Regions from separate parts of the Homo sapiens genome. Here region 1 is linked to region 2. A link is a contact called in ENCODE Hi-C or POLR2A ChIA-PET data. All regions are on one chromosome and are shown on one strand. Each heading gives the region's core, a stretch centred on a gene start or an enhancer-like site at or near the end of the contact. The rest is flanking DNA. Distances are from core to core; before and after follow the strand shown. Region 1 overlaps CD44 (CD44 molecule (IN blood group)). Region 2 overlaps CD44 (CD44 molecule (IN blood group)).

Evidence for each region. A loop is a pair of places that touch in the nucleus more often than their neighbours do. ChIA-PET counts read pairs that join two places held with the same protein, here RNA polymerase II (POLR2A). Pooled maps may share reads with other maps.
Region 1: a loop to region 2 is called in a map of Caco-2, with 2.0 times the contacts of the local background. The contact joins two enhancer-like sites. A Hi-C loop is called at or near these places in 5 of 168 maps with a recorded cell type or tissue (Caco-2, IMR-90, aorta and 2 more), 13 of 37 single-sample maps with no recorded cell type and 9 of 50 pooled maps. POLR2A ChIA-PET finds 5 or more read pairs at or near these places in 21 of 52 experiments (AG04450, CD4-positive, alpha-beta T cell, CD4-positive, alpha-beta memory T cell and 15 more).

The regions. Positions count from the first base shown.
Region 1 is chr11:35,191,205-35,198,280 of GRCh38, reverse strand. It overlaps CD44 (CD44 molecule (IN blood group)), which reads right to left. Exons shown (of 18, transcript NM_000610.4): 6 at 1,407-1,535; 7 at 35-160. Among named protein-coding and RNA genes, the nearest start is that of CD44-AS1, 20 kb to the left of the region's middle. Within about 2 kb of position 5,745, at least 13 of the 41 ENCODE cell types and tissues checked have a DNase peak (open chromatin) inside an H3K27ac peak, as active enhancers do.
Region 2 is chr11:35,146,291-35,153,518 of GRCh38, reverse strand. All of the region lies in intron 1 of CD44 (CD44 molecule (IN blood group)), which reads right to left. Among named protein-coding and RNA genes, the nearest start is that of CD44, 11 kb to the right of the region's middle. RefSeq lists an enhancer at 965-1,757 and a silencer at 1,778-2,008. Within about 2 kb of position 2,163, at least 3 of the 41 ENCODE cell types and tissues checked have a DNase peak (open chromatin) inside an H3K27ac peak, as active enhancers do.

The DNA of each region.
Region 1 (7,076 bases), core at 4,496-6,995, 41 kb before region 2:
CATAAATGGCTGTACTGTAATTGATTATTCTTACTGGTGCTGGAGATAAAATCTTCATCATCATCAATGCCTGATCCAGAAAAACTGAGGTGTCTGTCTCTTTCATCTTCATTTTCTTCATTTGGCTCCCAGCCTGCTGAGATGGTATTTGAAGACGTACCTGTTGTGGTGACTTGCATTAGTGGCTGAGCTGGACGCCAAGCAACCCACTTGCAAAGGAAGAAAATCAGGCACAGAAGGTATAATGGATTTCCCAGGATTTTTAAAAGAAAGTGAGGGAGTTGACTTGCATACCCCAAATTCTTATGTTCTGATCTCCGAAGCTAATACATAAATCTCAAAACAAGTGGCTATGATCTTTAAAACTGAATATTCTCTTTAAGAAAGCTGAAAGAATAAGTGTGGACATAATCTCACCATATAAGTTTTTAAAGGCTAATGAAAACTCCCCCACACTTTCAGATATGTTTATTATTAACTCATTAACCATATGCCATTAAAGCCAAGCCATCAAGAACAGAATGGAAAGGTTTCACACGTGCCTTTTTTTTTTTTTTTTTTGGTCAAGACACCTTCAGAAAAATGTTGGAATCTACACCTACGTCAGTCATTTCATTGTGTTCACAATTTGCTAATTCATTTTTTATCTTCTCTAGTATCAGATCAGATCAGTGTACCTCCAAACAGAGATGGAAGCTACACTGCAGTTCCCAATACTACTTCAGCATAGAGCAAAAATGTGAAGCCAATTAACAGAGAAATCATTTTTGGCATTATTAGGCAATCAAAGGGGTTAACTAAAGTGAACTGTGGTTCAGAAATTGAGAAATTCTTTTTCTTTTTGAATAAAAAAAGGAGATGAAAAACTTCCACTTCTTCTCAGTGGTTACTGTAGAAGATGTCTCTTTACTAAAAAGGGGTTTTCTACATTTTAAATGAGATTCAGGCTATCTTAGGGAATGAGCATTTGTCTTTTCATATGATTAGTGTCTACCCCAAGAATAGTTCCATTGATGAAGATTTTCTATATTTTTTCATATCTAGCTATGCTATTTCCTCATGAAAGTCCAAGACTTTTTATGACTGTGGTAATTTTAGAATATACATGAATGATCTTTCAGAGTCACAATTTTGCCATATCGTTAAAAAAACTTATTCCCGTTTCATAGTCTCTGTATTAGCCTTCTCCTGGTCTATACTAATCCATAGATTAGAAAGAAGAAATCTGCTTATTGGTGCCATACAAGCAAACAAACAGATACCAGAGTTAATGATCCTTCTGAAGTCATAACGAAAATTTGTGAGAATAGAAGGAACGTTAGGCTTTAATAACATCCCAGAGGTCAATCAAAATTATTCAAGGCTGTCAAGAAAACATACGCTATGAGATAATAATAACTCATTACCAGCCATTTGTGTTGTTGTGTGAAGATGATTCTTTGACTCTGATGGTAGAAACAACCATGAAAACCAATCCCAGGTTTCTTGCCTCTTGGTTGCTGTCTCAGTTGCTGTAGCACTAGTGCTCATCAAAGCTGTTGTAATCATGATTGAATTGATTGTTGAAAGATTAATTAACGGTTCCTAAGAAATAGCATTGAATATGCTTGTACTCTTTTACTACTCAAGAGAATCATCTATATTTGATATAGATGGTGAAAAGAAAGGGAAAAAGCAAAAAAGTTCCATTTTTTTCAGAGACTCAAACTGAAGTTTATAGAATGTCAGAGAGGGAAGGATCTTAAATGTCATCTGGTTCATGCTCCTTATATTAAAGATTTAAAAATTTTGCTGGACAGAGCTTCTGACCTGTCTGAAGTCAGAAGCCTAATTAGCAAGAGTGAGGGCTCCAGGAACGCATGACAGCCGTCTTTGAATTTTGAAAGTCTATATAATGTAAAAGAGGGATTAAACTTTTTTGCCTCTGGATCCATGAGGCCAAATTAGGATCTGTGGTGAAAATTTCAGGAAGAGGAATGTTCTTCCAAATGTTGGATTTAAAAAACCAATAATCTGAACTATCCAACAATGAACTTCTTCATAAAGTATTATGTTTCCCATAGTCAGGAAGATCACTTGGCAAGAAAGTTGTGTAAGAGATTAAATTATTAGAAGTGTTGATTGAACCAGACCATTTAACATCCTTTCCAAACCTGAGAGTTTATGATTCTAAAACCCAGCTCTTCAGAGTCCTAGCTCCTTAATCTTCTATACAATCTTGGGCAACCAATATCATTCTCCAAGAATTTAGGATATGATATTTCTGCCAGCAATAGATACATAATCTTAGCAATCCAACACACAGGGAAAATGACATAGAAGTAGAAGATTGAAAAATATGCCTCTACACTTTTCTCCATTTAGATTCCAAATCCTCTCACAACCTTGCCCAAGGTAATTTCTTATGTGAAACTATATTTTGCAAAGCAGAACAGGACATTTTGAGTCTCATTCTTTGAAAATAGGATAATCAATCAGGAAAGACAGACAGAGATGAAGTGACCCCAATGATCTTGCTAATAAGACCAGAAGCAAGAGTCTTGATTTAAAAATCTCCAAAGACTGCCATTTCTATAACCAATAATGCCCAAAAATGTGCATTGGAAGAATATGAGCTAACAGTAGACAAAAAACTGAGAACAAGTTCAAGCAGAGAGGCTGAAACCATCATCCCCAAACAAAATAGTAAGGTGAGTTAGATTTTTTTTTCAGCTATCAAGAAAGCCCAAAAATGAACCAAGAAGATGAAACACTGCCAAAAAGACCTTTTCCTTCACATTCTTTGTCCTATGAAGATAAACATTGTCAACATTTAAAAATAGCATTGTCTTTATTCTGCAATCTCTGTATCCCCCCTCCCCACCCCTGCATGATCTTAGACATTGTGATATGGCAACCATAACATAACATGAGCACTATTTTCCTCACGATTATTTATAGAAGTAAAGAATATAATTTATCCAATGTCATATAAGGCAAACAAATGTAAAGAATAATTTTTCCATGTTTATTATCCCCCTCTGCAGAAAGAATGCCTAGTTATTTTGAAATATGGCCATTAACTCCATCAATGAAAGTTAATAAATGAGGGTGTCCTTGTAATCTCCCATATTTACAGGCCTTGAATCGTTTTTCCCCAAAGCTCCTGTAACAATACACTTTGCAGGGATATAGAGCTAAGAGCCACACACCCAGGGAGCTGGTTAGAGGCCTAGATTCTGATATGGAGCAACAGGTCATTTCCTACACTTTACAGTTGAGATTTTAAGTGTCCAAAGAAGGGTTCAGGGCCTACACTTTGATGAGAGAAATCTGCATTTCCTTCTCTTATTACTGGCTGTGAGAATCAGATCAGCAGAAAGGAGAAGCCTGCACTTTCCGGCAGACTTCTTTCTAAAGGACATTTTCTCATTGAATCACACAGTCAATTCATTCATTTGTAGTTTTTCATAATTTCATTCATTCATTCAAAACTATTGATTCATAGTTTTTCCTTCCTCTGATGGAAAAATCATTCTGATTCTATATACACATTGCCAAAAGGAAAACATACAGGACATTTAAGAATATCAATCATATCCCCAGATCCACAGGCCTTTCTGATATATGAAGTGGTACAAGACCCTATTCTCACTAAGAATGATGAAGGAGATTTGACGTGATAATGGACGTCCTCTCCCCTAACACTAAAAGGTCTGACATCCAGGAGAGCTGATAAGCAAAAGACAAAGCAGTTTACCTGTCGTTGCTGTTGTTGTGAGATCCTGAGTCTTAGGCTGTGAATTACCAAACCAGGACCATATCTAGTTATTTTGCTCCTGAGCTGTTGCGTGGCTGTTTGAGTGCACAGTTGAAGTAACTGGATCAATTATGAAAGTATCACTTAGTGATATTCCCTCTACAAATCTTTACTTTCAGTTCTGCCTATATATGATGTCTGTATCTATTATTGAATGATAATTAGAAAAGAAAATCTAGGCCTGGTTTTATCTTTCCAGACTCCTAATGTCTCCCACAATCTTAGGACAACATCAGAAATGCAAATTCCTCATGGGTATAAATTTCATGCTACTCATTCTTCAAACTGAATCCCCTGAATTCATGATCAAAGCAAAATCAAGCAGCAATTTAATAACCTGTGAAGGAAAGAGATTTTCTATTTACTTGATTGGGCGACTGAGCCATGAGCTGGAGGTTTTCGAAGCAGCATTTCAAACGACTGCTTTCATGCATTTATCTTTGGATTATCTTTGGGTTGCTAGTGTGTATTTTTCACATCTGTCTAGCATTGTACCCAGGTAGTTTGTGATGACAACTGGCATTTCAAAGCTCCGCCCACACGCATCAGCCTCAGGTCAAACTTCATACTTGAGCAGGAACTTTGCAAAGAAAATGTGTTCAAAGTGTCGAAATCAGATAAAACTTCCTCAGGTATCCATCTATCATTTCTGTCACTTTTTATTCTAATTCAATATGTGTTTCTACCAAAAACTAGAGTTGCCAAAGTTAGAGAAATTCCAGACTTTTCTCAAATTAGAGAAAATATCATCAGTAACATTTTGCAATTTAAAATCTCTCATTCGACTCTCAAGTTTGACTTGAGTCCAGCATGTTTTCTTATTGAAATGGAATGGCAAAAACCATCAGGATAAATATCTAATTTAAGCCAGCTGAGATTTTAAAAAGCCACTTTAAATTATATATCCCTTTGAAAATCTACGTTATGTCCTCCTTCCTCAAAAAAGTGATGCTACATATACACACTCAAAATTTTGCATATTATTTCAGATAGTTCTAGAATGCCTTATGGTCTACCATTGAACCTACTGAAGGTCCATGAACCCTAGGTTAAAAACTTTGACTCTATCTATATAAAATGCCAACAGCTGGCACAGTATGTTCTGTCCTCTAAATCAAGCTTGTCCAACCCGTAGCCTGTGGGCCACCTGTGATGCAGGATGGCTTTGAATGTGGCCCAACAAAAATTCATAAACTTTCTTAAAACATTATAAGCTTTTTTTGTTGTTGTTATCCCATCAGCTATGGCTAGTGTTAGTGTATTTTATGTGTGGCCCAGGACAATTCTTCTTCCAATGTGGCCCAGGGAAGCCAAAAGACTGGACACCCCTGCTGCAAAGGACACATTAGTTCAGAACAGAGAGTAGAGAAATAGGAGCCAATTTTACCCATGAAGCCTCCAGACAAACCTGAGCATCCCCGGGAAAATCCACAGACACCACATTCTCACCTCAGAAACTTTATTAAAGATGCATAATTCCCACCACCCTCACCCAATAGTACAACAGGAAAAAATAGTACCAGAGGAAACAAACCTACAAGAACAAGATAGAAATAGGCGTTATTTTTGTCTTCCTGAAAGGAGTGGTATGAGGGGGAAAAATGGAAAAAGCTACTGCCTAGCCAGCAGAATTTCTAATTTTCCCCACCCAAATAGGCCATACCAGATCTGAAAAAAAAAAAAAAAAAAAAGAAAGAATTCCTTTGACACCCAGAAGACAAGGAAATACAGTGTTCCAAGGCAGGAGTCTGCTTCCTGAATTAGTTTAGGTTTCTTGATCCCAGAGAGTTCCAGGTCACCAATAGGAAGAGGCTGATGACACTCAAGATAAACAGCCTGCTGGAAGCCTAAAGCTACCCAGATGGTTATTCTTACTAGCTGTCCCTATTGCCACCCACTACAGGCCCTTCAGGAAGGAATGAGCCAGCCGAGCCAAAGACCGCTTCTTCTGTGCTCTCAGCCAGCACTCCTCTTGACCCCTGCCCTCCTGCAATGCATGAGGGAGGCTTTGCAATCACTCCCTGTCACTCTGTCCCAGCTCTCAGTCCAACAGTGATAAGGTTTTGCAAATCTCCTCACTGGACTTTAGAAATACGATTCTACTCAGGAACCTAACAGTGCTGACTTTTCCTGGCATGCCATTATGCTACGTTCAAGTTTCCACCAGGTTGTTTGCCTTGGTATGTTTCTTTGCATGAAGTGATCCACTTGGAGCTGCTACTGGTCCCATTGGGTCCTATAGTACTTCAGTGACTCTCAGGTTAGCCCTGGACTCATTTGGTAGACTCATTAGTCTCTTTCTTTTTTAGCTGCTGAAGGAAACTTAACTAATTTATCTGGGAGGAGAAAGGCACAATTCATTTCTCAGCTCAAATCCTGAACTATGTTTTAGTTAAATCTCATAAACACTCCTTTTCCCTGATTTCTAAACCAATAATATGTAGTCTCCATGAAGGTAAGTCCAACTCTGAATTCCTAGCATCCTAGAGCAGTGTCTGGCATACAGAAGACCTCAGATATTGATTGAATGAATAAATATCTCAGTAATCCTTGCCTCTCTTCAATATTACTTCCTAACTATGTTTATCCTTCGATCCCAAGCATTCTAATAGGCCTGGTACGTAGTAGGTTCTCAAAATACGTTTGCTGACTAACTTAGGAAGGGAAGATACAGTTCTTAAGAGATATTCTATAGGGGTTAATGAAATGTGTGTTTTTAAAACACACATGAAATACTATTTTATATAGGCTATTAGTGGTTTGAATGTTAACTACATATAGTCCCAAGTTATGTTTTATCAGGATTTTCTTCTTTGGTGGGAAGTGGTACTTTAGGGTAGACCTATTCTCCTTCCTGCTGAGACCACTAATTATTGTGTTCGCTAACATCCGACAAAATTGCCTACCATAATGATAAGCACCTTCGACATGGTTACTTTAAAAAGACAGGGAACCCAAGAAGCAGTGAGTAGCTAGCAGCACGGCCCGCTTGGTTTGCAGAAGCCTCTCTCAAGAAGGGTTGCCCACGGGACTACCAACAATAAGCCGATGCAAACTCAAGAGGGCCAATAACCCAAGAAAGTATGGGCAGCTTGAAAACTCTGCTTTTTAAAAAGCTTCAAAGAATGTGCAGGGAGTGATGGGAACCCCAAGCCTATTTGTATCATGCCCTCAGCCAGAGACTGACAGAAATTTAAAACACTATTGCGCAAGTGACCTTAAATGAAATCACAGTACTGTGGGGGTTTCCCTGGCTTCTGGGTGACAAGGAATAGAG
Region 2 (7,228 bases), core at 914-3,413:
GATTGTTGACTCAACTCACAAAATTGCTCAGAGAGTCTGGGCAAGTCAAAGGTCAGGTTGCTGTGGGCCTTATGGTTTCCAAATGCTCATTAAGTCAAAAAGGATAAAAAAATACCAAATATGGGTGTGCAAGACTGTGCACAGGGAACCAGTTCCAAGCACAGTGAGGGCTCCAGTGCAGTGTAAACACCTACGCCATTTCCCACTGTGCCACTAAAAAATCCATTACCCTATTATCTTCTTCTCATTTTGTACTCCAAGTCTTCTTGTCCTGATCAGATCATTGTCTTCTTGTTTAGTTAGTGTCCTCTCCTTTATCGTCTCAAAGGATAAAATGAAAGGAAACCGGACAAGTCAGAAGACCACGGTTTTGCCACCAATTAGTTTTGTGACCTTGGGAAAGTCACTTGCAGCCCTTGAGGCTTCCTTATCTTTCCAATCAAACAAGTTGGCTACATAATTCCTAACACCCTTTCCCATTCTGACATGCCCTGTTATCAGACCACGATAACTTCCTTTCTCTTTTTCTCCTCTTCTCCCTCTTTGAACACATATTTTGGTGTTGCTGCATGGGCCCAGCTCAGTTTATACCTTCTAAGCTGTCCCGTCAGCACTAGCAAAGCATCTGATGATTATCCCATTCCCACCTCTAGCCCTTTATTGAGTTATCCCAGCAAGGGCACTGAGAGCTGGCACTGAGAGCAAGGGCAGGCTGAATGCATTTGCAAGCCTTAGGAAGTGGCACAACCAAGAAGCCTGAGCCAATACTGGGCCCACCTAGATAAGGAGGGAATGGCAGCTTGGAGGAGACTGCTGAGCATTCCAAAGAATACAGTTTCAATGATTGGGGTCAACCAGCAACAGGAGACATAGATAGAGGCGAAAGTTATCCTAGGTAATAATAGGACCTTGTAGTTTTATATCACGTGTTTCTGCCTACTAGCACAAAACACTTTCACACCAGCAGGCAAAGGTGGAGAGGTCTAGGGGAGGCAGAGGGATTATTATCCCCAAATGGTTCACACAGTATATTGAACCATTAGACAGATAAAGCCAATAGCCCAAGGTCAAACAATTAGGCTTTCACAGGGTGGGAATTAGAGCAGAGTGTCCTAATCTTACCCAGGGGCTATTTCTGGTAGACTTTTGATGGAGCCTTTTGTTTATACCTTGGTTCTATCTTATCTTACCTGCCCAGGTAGCTAGCCTACTTTTTCCCTTGGGGATGAGTAGTGGGAAACTTGAGTGGCCCAGAGTGAGCCAGCTGGCCAGCCTGAGCTCAAAATCCAACCTTCTTGACTTGGATGCTCTAAGCAGGACTTAGTGAGGCCAGCTCATGGAATGTGGCTGCTGTTTGCATTTGGGAGGCACAGAAGAGCTTCCAGTGGCAGCTGAGAATGCAGAGGCTCCAGGGCTGATAAAAGTTGTAATTAACATGCACATACCACCCTTTCATCTTCAAAAGCTTTCCTCGCATTAGCTAGTTATTCCTCCTGTCGCCACCACGGGTGAGGCATCACTTTTGTCTTCTCAGTTTGCAGTTGAAGAAACTGATGGGAAGAAGGGACCCTTTGCCAGGAAGTCTGGCCCTTGTTCAAACACAGGAAATATCTGGCTCCCAGCATCTAACTTCATGTGGGTAAATGGGAAGACAGAATGGGAGTGAATCCTAACAAAAGGCTCAAGTGACTAACCTCTGCCCTCTGGGCAAGAGACTGCTTTTTTACTGTTCTAGAAGGAGATAGAGTCTATAGTATGGCTAGCTGGACAGATTCTAGAATGGCTAAACTCCCAGAGGACTATACACACAACTCTCAGAAACATTAACAAAGAAAGCCTGCTGCTCCACTACGGTGATGTCCATGTGATGCATGGGGGTCAAATCCTTCATATTGTGCCCATAGCAGACATCACTAATGGATCACAGCACTCTCCATACCTGAGCCAAGGTTTGACTTCTTAGTACAGCATTTTGGGAAGCCTCTAGGAGTCAATGGGAAATGTTCCTTGAGCTAAAATCTATTTGCTATTGCCACAGTAGGTCTTGTTTGGGATTCACTTAAATTGCCACTCTCTAACCCAGGCAAAGTTGCCAAAGTTCTTTCTCACTGTTGGAGCTGGCCTGCTTCTGAACTCTGTCTAGCACTGTCTGAGAGGGTGATTCATGAGAACTTCTGAGTTTCTGGGGCAGAAAAATTGGATCTTCTGCCAGTGGACAGTGCCACTGTTACTTGATTGCCTGGAATCTGTCCGACCTCATCTCTCACTGTTCTTTTCATGAATTCTCTTATCCAAGCAGACAGACCCCTCCCCTGGCCCCAATCAAGCCATTCTTATTCCCCCACTTTAAACACCTGGCTCATGTTTTGCCTTTCCCTGGGTTTCTCTCCTCTCCCCTCTCTCTGTCTATCTTCTTTTCCACATTCAACTCATCCTCAAATTCCTTGAAGCCTTCACATGCAATCGAGATGTCTGTTTTTCCTGTCTTCTGACACTTGGTTATGCTCTCTTGCATAATTCTTTCACCTGTTTAACTTTATTTCCACCAAATGGTAAGCTCCCTGAGGACAGAAACTAGGTCTTCCACTTTCCTCATTTCTGTCCACAGTGCCAATACATTTTAAGGAAATTTTAAGTTGGTCAGTTTGTCACCATCTTATAACTGGGGAGACAGAGGCAACCAACAGGGGAAGGACCTTGCCCACAGTCACCCTGTGACTGAGAGGGAGAAGCTCTCCTGGCTATGAGTGGGTTCTCACTTCTCCTAGAATACTGTGTCTGTATGATTAGCTGGAGAGACAGATGACTGAACCGTATCAGCAATAACTGAGGGCATTGCACAGGATGTGAGATCTGAGCACATCTGGGATTTTATTTCAGCTAATGGTCAGTGGATTCCAGATGGGTATAAAGTCAGCACAACCAAAAGGAGCTGTGATCTGACGAAGGACATTCAGTGACTGACAGAATGCCAAAAACTAGCCTTATATTATAGCCTCTGACACATTTTGACAAAATCCTAAGTCGTGCAATCTTTATGATTTCCATTTTTCTTTCTTTTTCCTGAGCAAGAGTTTCTCTGGTTTTATGATGAAAAGAAATTTTTACTGGGGGTCTGGAGGACTCTCAGTAGAAGCAGAAATTCACCATCTCTCAGGCCTGCCTTGCTCAGTGCCTTGATTTGGGGAAAGATTATATATAATCTTTTGTTTGGTCTAGCTTTTTTTCCCCTAGATTCTCAGGCTACCCTAGTTGCATAGGATACTAGCACTCACCCTGTAAGTACTGCTTTGTCTGAATATTGTGGTTAATTTTGTGCCAACAAGTTACAGGGGTTGCTTGAGGAAAGCTGGCAAGTCCAAGGTGCTCATGAAGCTCTGAGAGTGAAGGGAACAATTTTTCTCTTCTTCAGAGGTTGGCTTTTCTGGCCATGTGAAGCAATGTTTTTAAAGTACAATATAAAGAGTACAGTGTTCAGATCCTGCAGTTAATCCCAGGACTGACTTCCTGCAGTTTCAGTTGTGTGACTGGGACATGTTCCTAACTTCTCTGGCCAGAGCTGCTTCATCTGCTCACCTTCCACATGGTCTAGAGGATTCTATGAAGTACTACGGGCAAAGCACTTTGTCCCTACAACACTCTTGCCCATTGGAGTTAGAGTGTAATTGGGTCCATATGTTTATTTCTGGCATGGATTAATAATTCACTTTTGACATTTAATACAAATCAGGCATCAATTTTTTTTGACACTGCCTTATGGTGGTTTTGTGTTATTCTTTCCATTAGGTTTTATGAGGCTCAGGTGTTAGTAAGCCCACAGAGTGGTGAATTTATAGAACATGAGGCCTGGAAAGGACTTGACAGATCAACTAGAATCCAACCCTCGCATTTTACACATGGAAAAATAGAAGTAAATGGGGGTGAAATACTTTGCCTAGCAGCACATAGTGAATCAGTAATAGAGAGAAGCTAAAATATAATAATCATTTCTATTCTTGGGATACCTTCTGTGAACTAAACATTAAGCTTTAGAAATTACGTGCTAAGTATTGTTCCAGACATTTAACAAGTGCAACTGCCCAAGCTCACGCTGCTGTTAAGTGGCAAGAGGGGAATCAACTGGTGTATGGGTCCTCCCGTCTTGTTCCACTGCCTTTATACCTTCTAAATGACTCTTATCAAAGCCAGACCTCCTCATCTTCATTACACCACACCAAGCATCTGATTATATGGAGGTGATTTTTAGTCTGGGAGGTTTTCAAACCATTGACCGAAAGAAACAACTGCCCTTTTATTCCTCTAGCATGGTGACCAAAAAGCCAACAATTTTTCTCTGAGTATTGTTGAGAACATGATTTTAAGGTTTGGGGTCTTTTTATACATGAGGCCAGATTTGGAAGTAAAGGTGTAGACAAAGAGGCAGCCAGACCTATAGGAAATCCAGATCCCCGTTCTACTGGACAAAATACAATTAGCTCTAAACTTCCCCTGCCTTGTGTAACATTTCAAACCTCAAGAAAGATCTCTTTAGACTGAAGAGAGTGCAGAGAACAGAAATTTCAAGGGAGGAGGCGGGTTGAGGATCGCTACAAGTAGCAATAGAGAAAAATGAAAGAAGATTTGTATAGACCAGAAAGAAAAAAAATGAAGAAAAAGAATTAGACAGAACCTATAAAAATCACAAAAGATAAGTAACGGAGATGGCTTTGCTAGCCAAGTCTAGAAACATTATTAATTCAGTAAGCCATCCAAGTGTTTATTGAGCACCCACTATAATTGGGGAACTGTGCTGACCGCTCAGGGCTATCATGAATATGAAAATGTATAGAGGGTTTGGGCTTTTCCCTAAGGAGCTTTTATGCTCACTGGCAAAAGAAAAGAGATAACCATTACATGGCATCCTTTAAACTTTCTCTTTTTAAATGGAGATGTGTTTGTGAGGTTTTTATGAATTTTCAGGGGGAACAATAGGAGAAAGCAAGTCACTTAAGGGAGTCTACAGGAATGTACCTGACCTCTAATGATATTGTAAAGACAACTAGTCTCACTGCAGAGGATCCACTGCAAAAACAAACTCCTTGACAGGAGATTTCTTCCCCGAACTTTTATCCCCTCTTGTGGGTTACCTGAATTCCCCTCCCCCTCTTGCAGGCAGATGTGGGCCCAGTAACTCACTGGTGGCTGCGGAGCTGACGTCAGCTGGTTTCCTGCAAGATGGTGCTTAGTTAGCTCTGTTAGATTCTGGTTTTTTGACTGGATACTCAGCAGAGGCAACATCTGTGATTGGCATGTAGTAGCTACTCATTTAAAGTGTGCAAAGACTAGAGCTGGGGGCTTGGGCAGAAATGCCCTTCTAAGCCAAACGCAGGAGACCAGGTGTTGGCTGCATGGAATTGTTCATTTCTCCCTGGCACCTTTTTTTTTTTTGAGACCGAGTTTCGCTCTTGTTGCCCAGGCTGGAGTGCAATGGCGTGATCTTGGCTCACTGCAACCTCTGCCTCCCGGGTTCAAGTGATTCTCCTGCCTCAGCCTCCCAAGTAGCTGAGATTACAGGCATGCACCACCATGCCCGGCTAATTTTTTTGTATTTTTAGTAGAGACGGGGTTTCTCCATGTTGGTCAGGCTGGTCTCGAACTCCCGACCTCAGGTCATCCGCCTGCCTCGGCCTCCCAAAGTGCTGGGATTACAGGTGTGAGCCACCTTTCCCAGCCCTCTCCCTGGCATCTTAATGTGCATAATAGTGAACACTTGCAAAGGGGCTTTACTGTTATCGTGCTACTATCTTGGAAAGGAAGTGGAAAAAGATGCTGCCTAGTTCCACGATTGGTGTGTGGATCCTCCTAGAAGTCACTGCAGACCTGTTAAGTGTAAAGAGATGCACTAAAATTGAAAAAAAAAAAAGTTGGGGGAAGGGGGCTGGAATATGGGATGAGTCCTCATTCCCAGGAAAAGGCCTGCATCCCTTCCTGTGGACTGAGCCAGATGTTCCCAGGGGGCCTTGCCTCCTCCCTTCCTGGGTGGCTTTTTTCTCAGTGAGGGGTACCCAGAGGAAACTCTCTTGCTCCCTGATGGGATGGTCACATGCTGGGCCAAATAGAAGCCTGGTCATCTGGTTTAGGCTAGGGCTGGAGAGAAGGGCTATAGTATACTTCCAGCTTTTGCCAAATTCCTTGTGCCCTGGATATGTACAGCCCTACTCCTGACAGCCTCTTTTCTCAGAGTTTCTCTCCCTCCCTCATCCATTCTAGCCGGTGGAGAGAAGACCCTGGAACCAAGGGCCTGTAAGGTGAGGGCAAATATTTTGCTGCTATTTGATTGGCTCATTTCCCAGTCAAAGTTCTAGCTGATGGAGAAACACTAATCAGCCACCTTTACCTTTCATCCAGGTGACAAATAATGAAGTGATAATGAACAAACAACTCAATTCACATCCCTTTCAGCCCTATCCTATCCTAATGAACAAACAACTCAATTCACATCCCTCTCAGCCCTACCCTATCCTCAACTTTCCATCACATGGAAGAGAGTAGAGCTTCTATTCAGAGATCAGAATGAATGAGTCAACTCAGAATATGCATTGGCAGAAGTTTCCATTACAACTTCCTCCTCCTTCATTTTTGCAATTCTAACCCCTTCCTCTGACATCATGTTTAAAAGCTCAGTGGATGTTATGACCTCACCCACAACTAGATTCCCAAATGAAGTTTTTGAAAACAACTACAGTACTTCCAGGTACAATCGTCTGGATTTCTAGGGTGCCTCGATATCTTAATATACCAAGAGAAGCACTCTAACATAGTGACAAAGAGCATGAACTCTGTAGCCAGATGTGAGTTTGAATCCCAGCGCCATCACTTATCAGCTGCATGGCCTTGGGCAAGCTACTTAAATTCTCTGTGCCTCAGTTTCCTCATATGTAAAAGACAGATAATAACAGCACCACCTTCATGAAGTCAGTGTTTGGATTAAACAAGGCAGTATATAGGAAACAATTAGAATGGCGCTGGTACATGGTCAACACTCTGTAAGTGTTTGCTATTATTACTAATAGTGGTGAGGGTTCTCAGAAACATAGAACTTGTGCAAAGATGCAAACAGAAAAAGCGTAAGAGCTCTCAAAAACAAATGAACTTTCAGGCACTGCGAAGGAGACTTGCAATGCCACAACAGCAGATGCTCAAAATGACTGGTCTATGTGAATAATCTCTTCCCTCAACCCCGGAGTTT